Linked DNA regions of Homo sapiens: region 1 is linked to region 2. A link is an interaction called in ENCODE POLR2A ChIA-PET data of the cell type or tissue named here. Cell type or tissue: Caco-2. All regions are shown on one strand. Links, peaks and the distances in the headings refer to the core of each region. The heading gives the core; the rest is flanking DNA.

Evidence for each region. ChIA-PET counts read pairs that join two places held together with the same protein. Peaks named below come from ENCODE experiments on the same cell type or tissue, not always from the same donor. Only the 100,000 strongest peaks of a DNase experiment are listed, where the experiment ranks them.
Region 1: POLR2A ChIA-PET joins it to region 2 with 5 read pairs; 1 of 35 experiments calls an interaction of 5 or more read pairs at or near these places.

What each region holds. Positions count from the first base shown.
Region 1 is chr1:52,970,775-52,973,274 of GRCh38, reverse strand. All of the region lies in intron 6 of SCP2 (sterol carrier protein 2), which reads right to left. Among named protein-coding and RNA genes, the nearest start is that of SCP2, 45 kb to the right of the region's middle. In Caco-2, for the core only: no CTCF peak of the experiment used is centred there; a DNase peak (open chromatin) is centred at 1,534.
Region 2 is chr1:53,184,232-53,190,923 of GRCh38, reverse strand. The region is part of intron 1 of LOC105378724 (a long non-coding RNA gene); the gene reads right to left. It also overlaps the pseudogene CPT2P1. Among named protein-coding and RNA genes, the nearest start is that of CPT2, 9.2 kb to the left of the region's middle. In Caco-2, for the core only: a CTCF peak has its summit at 5,037 (motif pointing right); a DNase peak (open chromatin) is centred at 5,053.

The DNA of each region.
Region 1 (2,500 bases), core at 1-2,500, 210 kb after region 2:
TGGAGCCTTTACTATTGCACTATGTGCATTATGACCATCTAGAAGAGGATTAAAGTATGAAGCATTTCCCAATATTACACTCATGTGAAACAACAGGCATTAATTAATGCATTGACCTAGAGAAAAGTTTCTAGCACTAACTTCTAACCTCAGCTCTGGTCTTGTTAATATTTCTATTACAAAGTGAGTAAGAAAACTAGAGGCTCTCTCACCAAACCTAAAGCTGGAAGGGACTGCTATAATGTTGAATTTCAACAAGGTCTATCAATAGGATGGATCAGAATATAAATTAAACACTCAGTTCTATTCTTGAACTCCCACAACAACCTGCAAAAATGAGCAACAACTATGAGAAACCTCAAGCTCAGTGAGATTTCATAGTGTGATGTGACTAGCAGAATAGCTTACATGGGATCACAGTACAGCAATTAGACTGCTTATGGGTTATGAAACAAGTCTAATGAGAGTAGTTAAGAGAAGAAATTAAATATAGGGTCAGGCTGGCTTCAGATATTTGAAGGGCTACAAGGTAAAATAGGCTTTTTCTGTCATTCTCAGAAGACAAAAACAAGACCATGGATGCAAACCATAGGGTGAGAGATTTGGGTTCAACATGAAAAAGGGAATTGTAACAATTGGAATCTCCTAAAAATTGGGATTGGTGGCCTCAGTTGGTGACAAATTCCTTGTTTTAGGAAGTACACATGCTTTATTGTCTCTATTAGATTTGCAAGCAATCCATGCATAGATTGGTAGGAAGAAGGGTGGCTAAAACAGTAAAGTACTTGGCATGGTGTCTGACATAAGAGATGTTCAATAATGTTCGTATCTTTTCTTCCTTTTTTCGTAACATAGGATCTGATTAATCAATAAAAGACAGCATCCCCTTGAAAAATATTCTGCCAGTCACTTACATATTTATTAAGCCTGGCCACTGATGAAGGGCTTATTGACTACTGATTCTGAATTGCCAATTAAGATTTTTGACTATTCAAAGGCTATGCCTTTATGTCAAACTATTTTAATATCCTATAATTTAATTATGAAACCACAAACTCGGCTGGTTCTACAAATGATTTAAACTACTATAAGCTTTCTTACATATTCATTTCTAGTGCACATTCAGAACACTCACAAACAGCAATTTTAAATAACAATTTAAATTATATAAAATTCTACAATTCATTTAGAAATCTGTCGAATGAAGAATAAAGAAACAATACCCCCAAATGATAGCCTCAGAAGCAAAAGTTTTTCACTGACCTTCTCCTACCCTCCTGTCTCTCAGGCCCATTCTCTCCTGAGGCTAACCATAGAAACTAGAATCCCTCTTCCCCAAGGCAGGTCATAGAAACCAGAACTCCTTTTCCCCAAAGCCAGTCATAAAACCTAGAAATATTACTTTAACTTCCTCCACCTTTCTGTGTAAAAACTGGTCATAAACAAACTATCTGACCTATCTTGTTTGACTGTGGGTCATAAGACCCCCATTCCAGAAAGGGACCTGCCCCACGCCCAGAAGGAAGGAATGTGTGCTCAAAGAGGCCAAGAAGAACCTAGATGGACAGGCCTGGCTGGGTTTCTCCACTCAGTCTATTAGCATTAGATCATATGCTTTTTGTCCAATCATATTTCTATAGGGCTGTTCCATACTTTGTTGAACCTAAGCATAAAAATGGACAATTTCCCATTTTTTTGAGTCTTCATTCTGAATGTTCCCGTGTACACACGTTAAATAAATTTGTATGCCTTTTCTCCTGTTAATCTGCCTCATGTAAGTGATTTTCAGTGAACCTTCAGAGGGTCAAGGCCCTTGTTCCCTACAATGACATTTCCACTAAAATAGTGTACATTTATATTTCAAATTTTAGACTAGAAAACTGTCCAATTATTCTGAGCAATGTAAAACTTGAGAAAATATATACACTTAAAAACACATCAGTAACAGGATTTCCAGGTAATTGAGGAAAAATGGAGGCCACGTAAATCTGTGTCTCTCGGCCGGGAGCGGTGGCTCACGCCTGTAATCCCAGCACTTTGGGAGGCCGAGGCGGGTGGATCACGAGGTCGGGATATCGAGACCATCCTGGCTAACACGGTGAAACCCCGTCTCTACTAAAAATACAGAAAAATTAGCCAGGCGTGGTGGCGGGCATCTGTAGTCCCAGCTACTCGGGAGGCTGAGGCGGGAGAATGGCGTGAACCCGGGAGGCAGAGCTTGCAGTGAGCTGAGATTGCGCCACTGCACTCCAGCCTGGGCAACAGACTGAGACTCTGTCTCAAAAAAAAAAAAAAAAAAAAAAAAATCTGTGTCTCTCTATAGCCTCTAAAACCAATACAGAATAACCAGAAAAAATAAAATAGCACAAATCATACTCTCAGCATAACTAGAAAATAGAAAATGCCAAATTTCAAATTATCTATAAGTTAAAAAAAAAAGAAAAAGAAAAGAAAAAATATATAAGACCAAATCCCAGCCAACAACTGCTCACGTTTCTAC
Region 2 (6,692 bases), core at 3,966-6,465:
TGTCTTTTCACTCTCCCTGGAGTATCCCACTCTCTGGCTTCCAAAATTTGGGCATACTTTTCTCATCACCTGGAATACCGTTTCTATCTCCTTCTTGCTTGTACAACTCTTATTTTCCTTTCAAGGCCCACTTCTATCTGCCAATCCCCCAAGCCCTCCCTGACCATTGTGGCTCCCTCGGGAACTGCTCCCTCCTGTCACCTCAGGGCACTTCCCATCAGTCCCCTTCATTTCCCACTCATCTGCATGGCAGTGCCTGAGACATCCTCACATCACAGACTGCATCAGGCCTGAATTCCCGTGGCGGAAGCTCACTTTTTTGTGTATATCTTGTTATCCCCACGTGACGGTGGCCGCTGGGGCTTCTCATACTTTCCCAGCGAGGTACCCCAGCGAGTGAGGAATGGGGAAATGTTCCTTTGGGAGAGTCAAGGGCATAGTCCATATGGCAGTGGTCCCAGACCTTTTTGGCACCAGGGACAATTTTTCCATGGACGGGGGTTGGGGGGTGGGGGTGGTTTTGGGATGAAACTGTTTTGCCTCAGGTCATCAGGCATTAGTTAGATTCTCATAAGGAGCTCGCACCAGCAGGCGGAGCTCAGGAGGTAATGCTGGCTCATGGCTCACCTCCTGCTGTGCGACCCAGATCCTAACACGCCACTGACAGGGGTCTGCAGCCCAGGGGTTGGTGACCCCTGCCATATGGAATGTCTGTGCAGTCACTAATTTTTATCTCTAAAATTGGTGAGGATTTTTTGGTTTTATGTCATAATGTATGTTTGTTTTAACAGAAAAATACTTTTCTTCAGGTTGTATGAGCTTCAATAAGTTATTCCACCTCTCTGCTCTTCAGCTTCCTTATCTGTAAAAGGGAGATGGTAGTCTTCACTTGACAGAATTTATGCTACACCTAATACAGGTCCTGACATCTGAAACACCAGTCACTGTAACTTGTTTTGCACACAGCTAAACCATAAGCAAAGTCTTCCCCATATATATGAGGATATGTGAACGATGCTGCTTGTTGACTGACCCAGCCCATCCAAAACACTCCTCCTTAGCTACCTTCCAGCTGTAGGCGGCTGTGTGAAATGAGATGGACACAGAATTCTACTGGGTGTGGACTCCAGGAAAGCTTTTGTCTTCTCAATAGAGAGTGGCAGAGTTGGCTGGCAAGGCCCGGTTTTCCCCACTTTGCCCTTCTTGCTTCTGCCTACCTGGAGGATGCTTGGAGATGCACTGCCATCTTGCAGCCTTTGGGCCGCAAACCAACATGCCAAAGGTGACAGTGTGAAAAGACAGAGGGGCCTAGAACGCTGACGATTGTGTAAAGGGGCTGCTGCTCTAGCCTACAAGTACCTTCCCCTGCCTTTTTGCCTGTGAGACAAATCATTTGATGTGTATCATCTCTGTCTATGTTATATGTTTAAAACAAAGTTAATAGCCAAACAGATTCCTCACTGATGCACTATCCCCCAAAGTATGAGACATTAAATAACTAAGTTTACACAGAGACAGTCCATGAAACATCAGACGAACAAAAGTGTGGTAAAGGAATCCATTTGTAAGCCATTATCAGTTCTCAAAGAGAGTCACAGTAATCAGAAGGCCAACTTTGAACTTGAGATAATCAGAGACAGTAGTCAGACGACAGACGTAAAAATCAGATTAAACCTTCCCGTTCCTCTGTGAAGCGTGGGTGGAGTTGTTTATTAGCTCTGCAGGGCAGTAGCTTGAGAATATGGCAGGACTAAGATGAGGTGGTCCTTTAAGGATGAGTGAGTTTGGAGCAAACTTGAAGCCTGAGAGGAGCAGCCAGGGGGAAGGCAGAGATTAGAGAGAGGTGGAAATTAATTGATGGAGAAGAGGGAAATGAGGGGAATGAGTGGAGAAAGGGACATGGCTTTGAAACAGAGACAAAGGCAAAGATGGATCAGGATAACTTCCCCTACCCCTGCCAACTGCTCCAATATCTGTACTTCCATTGCTACTTTGCTTTCATAACCTGTCAGCTCTAAGATTTTGTTGGGAAAAGCTGGGAGCCCTTGATGGATTCTTCTCAAAACTGTCTGAAAATTCCAGTGTTGAGACTCTGGCCCCTATTTCCATATCTGGGAATGTCGAGTTAATGGTAACAGAGTTGTTGAACTCAGGGTCCCTTTATTTATTTTAAATGTATGTATTTATTTGTTTGAGAAGGGTTCTCACTCTGTCATGCAGGCTGGAGTGCAGTGGCCCAATCTCAGCACACTGCAACCTCCACCTCCCAGGCTCAAGCAATCCTCCCACCTCAGCCTCCATAGCTTGGATCACAGGTGCGTGCCACCACACCCAGCTAATTTTTTGTATTTTTGGTAGAGACGGGGTTTTGCCATATTGCCCAGGCTGGTCTCAAACTCCTGAGCTCAGGCAATACATCTACTTCAGACTCCCAAAGTGCTGGGATTATAGGGATGAGCCACCACGCCCGGCCTCAGGGTCCCTTTAAGGCCACACCAGTACACCCCACATGCCAACCAGGAGGGGTTACCCCACCCTTCCCAGTGTTCATATAGGATGTCTACCTTATAGGAGGCGGCCCAACACAGCAAAAGGAATGCCTGATGTTGAGTCAGATAAACCAGAATTGCTCACACACTTGTCATGTGACCGTAAATAAGTCAGTTCATTTCTGAGTCTCAGTTTCCTTTATTAGTAAAATTGGACTAATGCTTATGCTAACTCCTTCTCAAGTTTGTTATATGAAAGGAATTTGCAAACTGCTATGTGCACATGGGAATGTTTAAATTATTGCAAGAACCATGTCTTTCAAGTCCTGCCAAATCTACCTCCTTCATATCTGTCTCATTCCTTGACTGGGTTACTATAATAGTTTGTGACCACTTTCCCTGTTTCTAGCCTAGGTCTCCTGTAGCCAATTCTCCATCCTATTGTCAGTATAATATCTCTTAAACACAAACCGGTAATAATAATAATAGTAACATCAAAATTATAATGTTGAGGCTGAATGTTTGTTTTGTGTTTGCTATTTTCCAACATTCAGTCTTCTTAAAATCCTAGCATTCAGGATGAAAGTCAAACTCCTAACTTAGCACCCCTTCATGATCTTCTTCCTAATGTCTTCTCCAGCCTAGTTACTTACCCTTCCCTTGAGTGAACTCAAGTCTTTTCCAGCATGTTATGTTATTTTACGGCTTTTCCTATTGTTCTAACTTGGTTCTATTCCTTCTTTAAACTCAGTCCTACCCTCACCTCCCACAGAGAAGCCTTCCTTGCCTGTGACCAATCAAGATGGCTAAATCACCACACCCACTGTCCTGGGCTCCCATGCAAGGCATCCTCTGCCCAGCATTTAGCATATGCACTGTCATTGCTGGTTTTTTTGTTTGTTCTCCTTGCCAAATTCACTGCCTGGCAGAGAATAGAAGCTCAACAAATATCACTGATTGAATGAATCAGAATTAGCTGGAGAACAGAATTAGAAAGAATACAGGGCCTTAGGCCAGTGGTCTTCAGTCCTGGCTGAACACTAGAGTCATCTGGCTTGCCTATTAAAACTGTAAATGTCTAAGCTCCACCACTGGAAATTCTGATTCAGTAGATGGAGTGCAAGAGCAGAAAGCCCATACTTTATAAATCTCACTAGATCATTTGAATGTGTAGCCTGGGTAAGACCGCTGTTCTAGACCTTTGCTATTCAAAGAGTTCAATGAATTGGAATCACCTGGGAGCTTGTTAGACCTGTAGGATCTCAGACATCATCCTAGACCCGCTGAAACAGAATCCACAGATCAACAAGATCCCCAGCTATTTCTTAGGTACATTAGAGTTTGAGAAACACTTGTCTAGTCCATTGGACTGGTACCTGCCTCATCCTAGCAACTAGCATCTGTCACTTTGTAATTTATAATGCACATTTCAAATAGTAAAAGAAAAGGCAGCTAAAAATTACTAACTGCCCACCCTGTGCTCTTCGCTGTATCTATGTCATTTCATTTAATCCTCACCTTTCCCATAGAATGTGATCTGGGTTGAGTGTTTGGGTCCCTCACACACACATCACTGAGACACAGGCTGACTTTTTTCACTGCCACGTTCCCAAGTCCCCTCTCTTCACTGCCTTGTGTTGCCGTTGCTCACCAGCTTCTCCCTCAGCCTCGCCCATGCATCTCAGTTTTTTATTGTCAGGTAGGACAGGGGACTGTGGGTGGGGCTGTTGCCTAAGAGGATGTACTTCAGAGGAGCCTGGATTTCTGAGGCCTCACAACAGTCCATAAAGCATTGGAAATATAAAAATAGCCCTTCCTCAGCACCAAGAGGTATTGAGTCATTTCATCAGTGTAAAGTTTGTCTTCCTAGAGCTTGGATTGCTGGCTTGTGTTAAAAAGCAGAAGATGGAATCATCCATGGGGAAGATTCTGGGCATGGAGGATCAGTGGGCCACACCAATGTTAGGGCACCACTGAATCAACTTCTAAAAGATGTCAGGGTCAGTCATATGGGGATAGGGATGCAACAGCTCAGATTCCAGACAACCACACCTAACAGGGCTCCAGAAACTCAACAGGAAACAGTTGGGTTGTAGCCCTAGTTGTCATACTCAGCTCTGGGATCCTGATGGAATGCCAACCATACTTCCCTATTAACTATGGTTGAGTTATGGCATCTTAGGTAAGAATCCATTGGAATCTCTGGAAAGGAAGGGCAGTGGAGATGTGTGGGCGGCAAGCTACCCAGGTGCCGAGGCAAGAGACCAAGGGCACAAGCTGTTCCAGTGTAATAAAGAAAATATATACAATAAGAATAGTTATACTAGAAATAGATTATAGATATGATTATATATGAATATTATTAATCATTAGTTTATAGCATTACTCTTTATTCCAATATTATAATAATCTTTGTTCTACAATTATAACCTAGGAAAAACCAGGCCATACAGAGATAGGAGCTGAAGGGACATGGTGAGAAGTGACCAGAAGACAAGTGTGAGCCCTCTGTTATGCCCAGACAGGGCCACTAGAGGGCTCCTTGGTCTAGCGGTAGCGCCAGTGCCTGGGAAGGCACCCGTTACTTAGCAGACCGGGAAAGGAAGTCTCCCTTCCCCGGGGGGAGTTAGAGAAGACTCTGCTCCACCACCTCTTGTGGAAGGCCTGACATTAATCAGGCCCACCCACAGCCATCCAGAGGCCTAAACGTCTCCTTCTGATGCTGTGCTTCAGCGGTCACGCTCCTGGTCCACTTTCATGTTCTGCCCTGTACACTTGGCTCCACCTTCTAGATAGCAGTAGCAGAAATAGTGAAAGTATTAAAGTCTTTGATCTCTCCAAGAAATACATAGAAGAAATAATGACGTAAGCTGTCCTCTCTCTCTCTTCCTCGACTACCAAATAGGGAAAGGCTCCCTATTTGTCCTGTGGCCACGTGACTCGCGCGACCTTACCTATCATTGGAGACGACTCACACTCCTTACCCTGCCCTCTTGCCTTGTATACAATAAATAACAGCACAACCAGGCATTAGGGGCCACTACCGATCTCCGCGCCTTGGTGGTAGTGGTCCCCTGGGCCCAGCTGTCTTTTCTTCTATCTCTGCCTTGTGTCTTTATTTCTACGATCTCTCATCTCCGCACACGAAGAGAAAAACCCACAGGCCATGTAGGGCTGGACCCTACAGAGATGTAGACAGAACAGGAGAAATATGCTCTATCATGGGGCATGGAAGAAATAAATCGCTGTCTTGTCAAGACCAGACCACTGAAACTGCGGCCTTCCCGGAGCTGCTGCTTCGCTTCCAAGCACTCACTCTACACCAGTTGCACAGAGATAAATATGGAACATGGCACAGTCTTCAAATAGCAGGCAGACTCATAAACAATTATATGACAGTGCAATGTATGCGGCAATAGCAGCATGCCCAAGATGCTACCAAAGCACAGAGAAGGAATGCTGCTCCCAACAACCCCCTCAGTTATGCACGCCAGGAACCCGGGAGCCAGCCTAGACTTCTCCCTCACTCCACACACCTCGACAGTCTCCAGGTCCTCTTCATCAGAAATGCCTTTGGACTCGTCTCATCCCATCTTCCAAGGCCCTTGATATCTATTGCTCCATTATCGCTTGTCATCTCTGTCTGGACCTCATGGCTTGCCCCAGTTATGGCCTCATTTTCCATCTTCCCCTTTCAGCCAATTTTCCCCAACAGCTGTTTCTACTTGCTGTCTGCAAACACTCAGTTTCCATTCTCTGTTAAACCTGCTCCCTCAGGCTTGCGCACCCACCACTCCACCAAAACTGCTCCAGTCTTCTACATTGCTAAACCCAGTGATTCTTATCCTCAGCTTACCTGACCTATCAAAATTTGATGCACACCTCCCTCCTTCCAGTGCCTTCCTCCCTTGAACTCCAGGATGCCAAGTCCTTCTGGTTTTCTGCCTACCTCGCTGTCTGCCTCATTTCCATTATCTTTGTTGGTTCTTTCTCATCTCCTTAACTTTCAATGGGCTCTCCTCTGAATGAGGCTTACAGATCCTACTGTCTAACATTGAATTCTTCATGATCCCCTGAAAACTCATTCTTCCCACGGCTTTTCTCTTCTAGGTAAAGAACAACTCCATTTTTCAGTTACTCAGACAAAAAAGTTAAAATCTTCCTTAATTTCTCTCTTTCTCTCCACCCTGTATACAAATCATC